Linked DNA regions of Homo sapiens: region 2 is linked to region 1. The links are chromatin contacts, found by Hi-C in ENCODE. All regions are on one chromosome and are shown on one strand. The core of a region is the stretch at or near the end of the contact, and the rest is flanking DNA. Distances in the headings are between cores, read along the strand shown. Region 1 holds the start of ASCC3 (activating signal cointegrator 1 complex subunit 3). Region 2 overlaps ATG5 (autophagy related 5).

The links. A loop is a pair of places that touch in the nucleus more often than their neighbours do. Pooled maps may share reads with other maps.
Region 2: a map of naive thymus-derived CD4-positive, alpha-beta T cell shows a loop between it and region 1 (22-fold over the local background). The contact joins the enhancer-like site here to the promoter of ASCC3 in region 1. A Hi-C loop is called at or near these places in 2 of 168 maps with a recorded cell type or tissue (naive thymus-derived CD4-positive, alpha-beta T cell and posterior vena cava) and 2 of 50 pooled maps.

What each region holds. Positions count from the first base shown.
Region 1 is chr6:100,877,761-100,883,225 of GRCh38, forward strand. It overlaps ASCC3 (activating signal cointegrator 1 complex subunit 3), which reads right to left and starts at 3,569. Exons shown (of 42, transcript NM_006828.4): 1 at 3,301-3,569. It overlaps LOC107984041 (a long non-coding RNA gene), which reads left to right and starts at 3,697. Exons shown (of 8, transcript XR_007059692.1): 1 at 3,697-3,894. RefSeq lists an enhancer at 3,413-3,532.
Region 2 is chr6:106,192,077-106,196,960 of GRCh38, forward strand. The region is part of intron 7 of ATG5 (autophagy related 5); the gene reads right to left. Among named protein-coding and RNA genes, the nearest start is that of PRDM1, 110 kb to the left of the region's middle. Within about 2 kb of position 3,240, at least 7 of the 41 ENCODE cell types and tissues checked have a DNase peak (open chromatin) inside an H3K27ac peak, as active enhancers do.

The DNA of each region.
Region 1 (5,465 bases), core at 2,319-4,818:
TGCTCCAGAGTGAATGGGGGATGGGCAACAAGAATCTTGCTCTTTTAGTCTGTTTCAATCACCACATGCATCTCAAAATGTGAGCATCTTGCTGCATTGCATGATTCTAGTTTTTAACACTTTTTCTCTTTTTTTAAAAAACATACAAGGTGGTGACCAAACACAGAGCAACTTTTTCACTGGGAGTTCATCTAAAGAAACTGTGATACATTCCAAGTCAGGATGAAAAACATGGCTGTGTAGGACATGCTGAGAGACAGCATGTTATGCCAACTTGATGTCCTTTTAAGGGATTCTCAAAGGTAATCTTAGCTATTCACAGTTTCCACCTAACAAGTTCACTTTAGATGCTAACTCATTCTTAAGCAAGAAGCAATTGCTCCTGAATAGTTCTCAATCAAGTTAGGAAACACATCTGAAGCATGCAGAACAGAGAAAGCATGACAAAAATAATAAAACACATAAACACTTTTCACACAATACAAAATATATAATGGTTAAAAACAACCAAATTTCTATGGGGCTCTTATTCTCTAACTTATCCTCTAACTAGGTTTCCCATTCAAAGGTGGGGGAAAAAAATCCTGGACAGGCTCATAACTATAAAGCAGATTAGTCTTTATATTCAGAATATTCCCCCCCAAAGTTGTGTTAATTTTACTTTTAGCACAGGGTAAGGAAGGCTTTTCCTTTAAATGTCCTTGGGAAAACAAATAAAAAAAAATATTTTAACACCAGATAAGGACAAGCATAGTCAGAAAGAAAATTCCAGAATATCCCACAAAGATGAAACGAGCACAAGAAAACGTGGAACAGACCCAGCACATATTAGGCAGTATGTATTATAACTCTTCCCACGAAAGTCCAGTGGAAAAGGGCCTAGCACAGATTATGTCTGAAAGACAAAATTCTCATTCCACCCTAATCCATGAGCCTCTGGGAGGCAGACTGAAGGAATTTACGCCTGCCCTCTTGTGAGAGTGGAAAAAACTCAAACCGTTTTTCCTCTGCTCTCACACGACAACCATCAACACAGAAGATGTCTGTGACAAAATGTGTATGAGTTTCTCCCCATGCACCAAGCAAACAATCACTTCTGCAGCAGACATCAGATGAGTGTTCTCCAATTCATTTCTGACACTATCTAGAGATACTGTCATATCCCACAGATTGAAGGCCCAATCCCACAAGACTGCCCACCACTTCTGATGCCAATTACAAGCTCCAGGCTTTTTTATCTGTACTTCTGACTGACCAGCTATAAATTGGGGATTACATGACCCCCCTCCTTGGGTTCGGTTAATTTGCTAGAGTGGTTCACAGAACTCAGGGAAACACGTTTACCAATTTATTATAAAGGATATTACAAAGGATACAGATGAACAGATACATAGGATAGGGTAATTTATAAGGGAAGGGAATTTCCATGCAGAACTTCCAAGTACTTCCTGGGCACACCACCTCAAGGAATCTCCACATGTTCAGCTTTCAGAAGCTTTATGAACCCTGTCATTTTGAGTTTTTATGGAGGCTTCACTACATAGGCATAATTGATTAAACCCTTTGGCCACTGGTGATCAACTTAATCTTCAGCCCCTCTCTCACCTCCCTAAGCAGTTAGGGGGTGGGGATGAAAGTCCCAACCTTCTAATAATTCCTTGACCTTTCTGGTAACCAGCCCCCATCCTGAAGCTACTAGGAGCAGCCAGCTAGCTAAGACAAAATTCTTAGTCAATTCATTAGCATACAAAAAGGCAAAATGGGGCCCGTAATCCCAGCACTTTGGGAGGCCGATGCAGGAGGACTGCTTGAGCCTAGGGGTTCCAGAGATACACAGGAGATCAATCAGACCAAAGTGAAGACTGGAAAGAAACTGATTTCTACCTCAAAAGAAAAAGCTTTTTATTTATTTATTTTTTTTGAGGTAGAAACTGAGGTAGAACTGTGAACTTTATATTTAAACAAGCTTTGAAAAAGAAAAACTTACTCTTCTGAAATGGCAAACCACTGGTACATATACTACTTTTTGATCAAAGGCAATATCAAATCATGCTGTTAAAGCAAGATCATCTGTTCCCCTTTCAATGCCAATTACATATATACATTGACAATAACTTTTTCTTTTAAAAGCTTTGTTTTGGTTAACTACAGATCCATGGCATGAGAAAGAACCCTAGTCAAGATTCTGTCTTAAAAGGAGGCTGCTGGATTATAGAAAGTTCATGAGCACAGAGACTGTCTCTCTCTTGCTCTCCTAGGCCTAGCCCAGCGTTTGACACATAGGAAGACTTGAATGAATGAATGACAAAAAACTGTTAAGCAGGGATCAAGAAAGCTGAACCATGAAAAATTAATTTCTCATATAAATAGGATTATTTAGCCTAAGCTTAAGAGCATCTTTAAGGATCATTTTTCTCATGCAAGACTATTATAACCATCATTAAAAAAAAGAGACAACATAAACTGGAGCACAATCCATAGTAAAACCAAAAGCTTAATTCTCAACATTTGAGAACTTTGAGAATCAGAAAAAGGATTTCAATCTATGAAACATAAAATCTGGTGATGGAGAAAATGGCTGTCAATCTCACCTAACCTAGGGAAAGAAAGAAAATGTAACCATGAGTTTGAATGCACAAGTGACAACACATCAAACTTTTACCAGCCCCTAGAATTATGCTTCTTTTAAACCAAAGAATAGCAAATACCATTAGCACACTGCATTCCATGAGTAAGTTAATTTATAAGAAACCTATTTGAAATGACTGCCCAGTACTCACAAAACCTCCCTAGCACCCACATACACATTTATTTATTTCAAAATGACATTATAGGCTCCTTGATTGCGAAATTCACCCACAATCCATCACGGTCAGCTACCTATTTACTTTCCAGTGTGTTGGGGGAAAAATATGAGGAAGATTTCTTTCCCCAAATCTACGTGAAGAAAACGAAGTTATCAAGGCTTTGTAACAGAAAAAAAGAAAACAAATTACCCATGCATGGGACAGAAAAACCTCATCTGGTCACGTTGTGGCTTAACACTTGGACAATATGTAGCTTAGGTTAAGTTTTCTATCCCCAACCCCACCTACAAACTCTAGGAATGGGCGGTATTGTTGCGAGACCCCGGACTCGACCTCATGCCACTGAAAAGGATGACAGGTCGGGACTTGCCCCGGAGGCAGGAAGAGAATCTCTGGCGGGTCGCGTAGCCCGCCTCGCCGTCCCCGCCTCCAGCCAGCTCCCCTGGCCGCGGCGACCCTTCTCGTCCTCCCACCTCCACCTCCACCTCCTCACCTCTCGGCCTGGCTCACGCGTTTCCCATCACTCTGTCAGCTCCTGCCACCGCGCCTTCTTCCCTTTCGGTTTTACTTTAACTTCCCACGCCGGGTGAGGAGCTGAGCGCAGGGCCAAAGATGCGAGCGGGCAGCTGTATCGCCGCGCCCCGTCCGCCCTCCAAGCCGCGCTTGCCGGGGTCGCGCCCAGTCACAGGGAACCGCGTGTGAGGACCATCAGTCAGACAGACAGACGCAAAGACGCACAGACCCGGCGAGGAGGGACAGAGTGGAGCTGGCGCCGGCCTACACGTCACCGCCCCGCTGCAGCGCCAACGTCGGCACGTCGACTCGTCGACTCCGGGCCCTCTGCCCCGCCCGCGTGCGCGCGCCGCTCCGCCTCCCGCCTCCAGCCTCTAGTCCGCTGGGTTCGGAGGAGCAGAGGCGGAAGGTCCCGGCGGCGGCGAGGATGCGCCCCAGGGCGGGAGCGGGACGCTCCACTTTACCCTGGCTGCCCGCAACGGGCCAGGCCTGCCGTCTCTACCTCTCTACCTGTGAGTTTTTTCCCTGCATTTACTTCAGTCTGCCGCGTCTTCTCCCCGCCCTTCTCTGTAAGGTAAATATGTGGAGGAAATAATTCCTATTAAAGGTAAAGGAAAGGAGAGCAATTTGAATGAAGAAACAGGTAGTTGCTATCGTCGTTTTCAGCCAAAGCCCTCTGGCTGCTAGAGAGTATACATGGTTCTCTGGTGTCAAGGCCTGTTTTCCATAAGCTTTCTGGATTCTCAGCTTAGTTCCCTCAAAGTGATCTCTGCAAGTCGGCTCTTCGGTCAGAAGACCTCCTCCAAAAACAGAAAGCCCAAAGATTCCCTAACTCGATTGAAAAGATAGGAAGATACGAAGAAAAACTAACCTAAAGAATTGTGTGGTTTATCTGCAAAGAGTTCTAGACTAAAAGCCAACAATGCAAAGATAGTATGAGTTAATATGTTTGTTGTGGCTCTCTTCTGCCATTCCCGCTTCCTCAAGGTAATGTGCCCCGATGCCTGGTAGAACTGTTTTGTAGAGGCAGCCAATAGTGATCCAGTTATTGTCTTTACTGGTCAGACCACCTCTGAAGTGCTGTGTTCAGCATTTGAAGACTTTAATCAAGCTGGCATTATATCAGGGAAGAGCAAAATGATGACGAGAACTCAAAAACAGGGCAAGTGAAGAAGGATTGATTAAACCTTCCAGGACTCACCTAGAAGAGAGAAAACTACTGGACTCTCTCCAAATATGAAATGACCTATCATGTGAAGTTGATTTGTTTCATGTGATGCAAACTTCAGGGAACAGATTTAAGATCCTGAAAAGAAGATGCCCTTGTAGCACGACCCAAAGAATTGCCTACCTTAGCATGTGTGAATACCTCAACCACAGAATTTTGCTTCAAGGAGATTCTGAAGCTCACTTAATAGGGACTTGGTACAGGGGAGCCACACATCAACAGAATAATTAGTTGATGGTTTTGTTAAAGATATTTCCAGTCTTGAGATTACATGTGTCTTTGGTCCTGGACTTCATAGAGTTTACAAGTTAGTTCATGAGACAAGACAAATGCATCACAAAAATAAATAATGCAAGGAGGCCAAGTGATAATGAGAGGTGCTGATAAGTGCTAGGAATTCACATGACAGATTATTCCCATCACAGTTCCAGAGGCTTAAGGGAGAAGAGAGGAACTGAAAATAGACTACCTAGAACTGCCCTATCCATTGGGGTAGCCACCAGTTAAATACGTCTCTTGACATTTGAAATGTGGCTTGTCCAAACTGAGACATGCAATGAGTCCAAAATGTACACCAGATTTCAAAGACTTAGAAAACAAATGTAAAATATTGTAATTCTTATGTCGATTACATGTTGAAATAATATATAATGGATCAAATAAAATATGTTAAAATTAATTTCAACTTTATTTTTACTTTTTATGTGACTTCTAGAAAATTTTTAATTACATAGGTGGCTTGCATCATATTTGTATTACATAGTCCTGGCCTGGAAGGAAATTCAGTTAGCCCTCTGTATCCATGGCTTCTGTATATGTGTCAACCAACTTTGGAACAAAAACAATTGAAAAAAAAAAAAAAAAAGAATGGTAATGTCTGCATTGAACACGCACAGACTCTTTTTTTCTTGTCATTA
Region 2 (4,884 bases), core at 1,990-4,489, 5.3 Mb after region 1:
AGAAAAATTCTTAAGTATTAGAAACCTTCACGTTTATTTAATAGTGCTCTCAACACATATATTCAAGTGGAGCACATCACCTATAAGTCAAATGAGCCCTAGTGTACTACAGATATATCATTTAATAGACTTTAGGTAAGGTTATTTTTTTTAAAAAAGATGAAAACATTCAGGTAAAAAAAAAAAACCTTTCAAAATCTTTATGTTATACATTTTAAGTATATCATTTGAGAACTTGCACTGTGTGATAAATTTGAGTTCTAAAGATTTCTATTACTAATGGCTACTAATTACCTTTCTCATCCCAATCTGGGTTTTAGGTCTTATTCAACTAAGCCAATTTCAACAAGGAATATGATCTATAAATGTCTTTAAAAACAGGTGACTTGAGATTCTAGTGAGATGCTTGAGTTTCCTTCTTACTATTAATATTTAAAGGAGGCTTAAAGAAATGGATGATGTATCTTTAAGGGAAATTCATACATGTTTTTAACAAGAAAATTTCAGTTTAATTAATTTTTTAAAAGCTCATACTTTAAATATGGAGTAGAAGTCTAAGATCAAATGATATAACCATTGTGTTCAGCTTTGTAGCTTCATATTTATATTTTATAATTCAGCAGAAAATGACTTGATTTGCTATCTTGGAATGTGTAATACTGAAGGTAAAATTTCTGAAAAATACTTAATACTGCCTAGAAGTTTTAAAAAATAGAGCGACGAGCTTTCTGATTACCACTAGCCTGAACAATTTTGTTCTGTCTGACAAATTCTTTAACCTCTGATATGTTCATTAGTAAAACACCAACTAATTGAATCCATCGACATGAAAAACCACAGGCTGAAATGTGAAGTGCATACATCATGCTGAAGGATTTTGTCTCAGCCACGGAGGTAATAGTCAGCGAGGTCAGGTCAAAGAGGGTTAAACCAAGCCAGGATATAGCCAAAGAAATACATCAAACGCTGATTTTAAAAGGGCAATTAATCTTGGACAGAAATGCTTCCTGGGGAATGAGATCTCAATCTTAAGAGCACACTACATGATGTAGCAGTAAAAATGAACATATACAAGCTTACAGGGCTTTTATCCTATGATCACAAACAGAAGGAGAGTGCTGTTTATCAGAAAAATACAAACCCATTTAAAAATACTTACATTAACTTCTTCCGGATGCATACTCACTTAGCAGTACAGGTCTTAATGAACATGCAATATCATAGTATATACCAAATACCAGATATACCACATATCTCTTTCCATGTATACATTTTATATCTTTATTATATTTTCAGAGCTTTGACTCTTAACATTTTAAACAATTTAAAAACATGTCCATATTAATTCTTTCATTGACTTTTGCTTATAATCTCTGTATTTCTTAGTAAGGAGGACATAAACTAAAATTTAAATAATATAAAAAATCCCATATGATCAGTTGTAATTATAAAAAGCAAAGTGTATTAAATTAAGTGATTGTAAGGCCATTTTAAAACTGATTAAAAGCTTCCTGACAATAAGATAAAAATGTGGTAAAAGTTAAAAATTAAACCTTGTTCATTAATAAATACATAAATAAACTTTGAAAACAATATTATTTTATCTGCTTTCATAAAATGACCCAGTAATTCTAGTTGGGTGTAATAGGGTCCATTAATATTTGTCAAGTATGAACTACAGAATAGCTCAACTTACTTGCTTTATTTAAAATATAGACAATAATTGTACTGTTTACATATGGTCAGAATGAAGCCCCATAGTACCTGTTTCAATGAAAAGATAACTTGTTTTTAACTGTCTGCATATACTATTATTTTGGTAAGAGAATTTTGTTTTCTAGTGCTAAAGATGAAATAGTTGTGCAAGTGTGTGTTTCTCATTTTGGGAACAGTCAGGTTAATTCATTTAACTTCTTGAGATTAAGATAACAATAATTCAGAAGGAGAAACCAGAAGCATCTTCTGTCAGTCCAGTAATGTCATCATTTCCAGTAGTGGAGAATGAAAATAATCAGCATTATTATTGCCCAAATCAAATAGCGTGAAGGTACAGAGATACTAGTTCCTTCTAATTCAAATTCTAAATGAATATCTAAAGAATTACTGAAATTGTAAAACCCGCAATCTGATGAGGTTTGGGAATTGGAGTTTTTTTTATTCCTGTGGCATGAGTTTGCAAACTGAGTGCCTATTCTTCCGGGGGCAGTGCCATCACACTGACAAATGTGATTATTGCTCAAATATTATCTCAAATCACGAGATACTAACAAGCTTCAATTTTGTCCAAATACTTAAAAGTATCTGCTTTATACGGTCAGCATGAGATTTATATGTTTCTTTTTCTAACTGCTTCATGTCTGAAAAAAATTTATCTTGTCAACTAATTCACTTTATTAACATAATCTAATCATATACAGCAAAGGAGAAAAAAATGTGAATATACCATTTTTTCTTTTCTTTTTCTTTTTCTTTTTTTTTTGAGATGGAGTTTCACTCTTGGTGCCCAGGCTAGACTGCAATGGCGCATTCCAGGTCACTGCAACCTCTGGCTCCTGGGTTCAACCAATTCTCCTGCCTCAGCCTCCCAAGTAGCTGGGATTACAGGCATGCACCACCACGCCTAGCTAATTTTGTACTTTTAGTAGAGACGGGGTTTCACCATGTTGGTCAGGCTGGTCTCTAACTCCTGACCTCAGGTGATCCACCCGCCTAGCTTACCACGTTGTTATACATTACATTAGAAGACTGGGAAATGAAGTATAATTGGGTAAAGCTTATAGGTGTTTTGTATTCTCCAAGGTAAAAATAAATGTTCTTGATGTGTTATTTTTAATGTACAAAGAAAAAAATATTTCACTCAGGTCTGGCACAGAAGCTTAGATCTCTGAGTCATTTTAACTACAGCTGAAACGACAAAAACAATTTACCTGAGCTCACCTTTGGTCATTTCCTGTTACCTCCAACTTGACTAATTCCCTTAGCCATTTACAAAAAAAGAAAGGAACACACAAAAGAGCTCATCATTAGTTACTCCACAAGCAGCAGCTCATCATTAGTTACTCCACAAGAACAATGACCTAAAGCACGTATTCATAAATACTAGTACATTTGACTTTCATATGATGAAATCAGACAAAATTCTTTCATCACTGAATCACTTGTAGGGAGTAGAAGACAATGGTGCCACATAACTTTTATGAAGTACTTTCTCTTTTCATCATGTGATGACAGCAAGTTCTTATCCATACACACCCAATCTTAAAGTCTTTCGCTTTCAACTTAAGTTGAATGCAGGTGTGTCAAAATGCTTCATGTTTGACACATCTGACAATACTACAGGTGAACTGAACCAGGCAGTAAACAGTTTTTTACTGAAACAGTGACTCGATGTTTTGGATACTCTACATAGATTTTTAAATGACAATTTTTTTTAATACGTAATAAAAAGAAGAAGCAAAGATAAAAGTTTTTTTCTAAAGAAAAGATACTGAGATGTGTTAGAGATGTGGCTTCCTCCTGGTATGAAAGATACCATCAAAAATACCTGAAAAGAATAGGCATTATCTATGTCATTTCAATGAAGTGTGTGTTCTGCAGTCAAGAGAAGCATTTGACAGTTTGCATGGGGAGAAGTCTGTCACACAGATGTACTCACCTACAGCACCTGAAATCACCTAAAAGGAAGGTTTGTGGATTAGGTTGTGTGGCTGCGCTGCCTCACTGCTCCCCTCTAAAAAAAAAAAAAAAAAAAAAAAACCACAAGGGAAGTCACACTGTGTATCCCCTAGAAAAGGATGTACACGTAGAGCAGCCTAGAAATTTAACAGAACAAAGAATCTCTTTTAAAAGAACAGCTTCACAAATTTGTGTGCCTTTCTTGTGTAGGGTCACGTTAATCTTGTCTTGTAACCTGGGTATAAGAGCAGAATAAAGGTGTATTCTGAGAGTGTCAGTTCAAAGCACTTGAATGCTTTTCATTTACGTGTCTGATGTTCATAATCACCATTTAAAAAATTCAACAAGAGTGGTCAGGATTATATATAGGAACACTAAAATAACAAAACAAACAAAATAAAAACAGTAGACACTCAGGTTCCTAAGATCATATCAGAAATATTATTAAGAGAGAAGAGCATGTAGGCAGATTAGATACTAAACACAAATTGAAGACTAAGATTTGTGAAAGTAAAATAAAGAGTAAGGAAAAAGCAAGTATTTCAGAATGTTATTTTAAACTAAACCAAAAAGTTAAAAAGAAAGAAAACAAAAACAAATGGCAGCATAGTAAAGTGGAAAAACCAAAAGACCACCAGGAGATGGAGACCTGTGTTCTAAACCTATTTCTGCAATTAAGTGGTTAAGAGACGTTTGGCACAATCATGCAAAAATTAAGAGAGTGAACTTTGGGAGGCCAAGGTGGGTGAATCACTTGAGGCCAGGAGTTCAAGACCAGCCTGGCCAACATGGTGAAACCCCGTCTCTACCAAATATACAAAAATTAGCCAGGCATGGTGGCACATGCCTGTAATCCCAGCTACTTGCGTGACCGAAGCACAAGATTGCTTGAACCTGGGAGGCAGGGGTTGCAGTGAGCTGAGATGGCATCACTGCACTCCAGCCTGAGCAACAGAGTGAGAATCAGTCTCAAAAAAAAAAAAAAGTAGATTGAAAGTTCTACAGTTATACAATTCTTTAAAGAAGTAAAATACAGTATTAACACCCAACTAATTTCTTCCCACTCTAGGCACTCCTTAACCACACCCACAAACTAGAAATTGGCAACCATGAAATAAAAATGAATTGAACAAATGAATCCATTAACAAAATAAACAATATAAAATTTCAAGTAAGCCCTCTTTCCTGGATTAAAAAGCAACTGTTAAC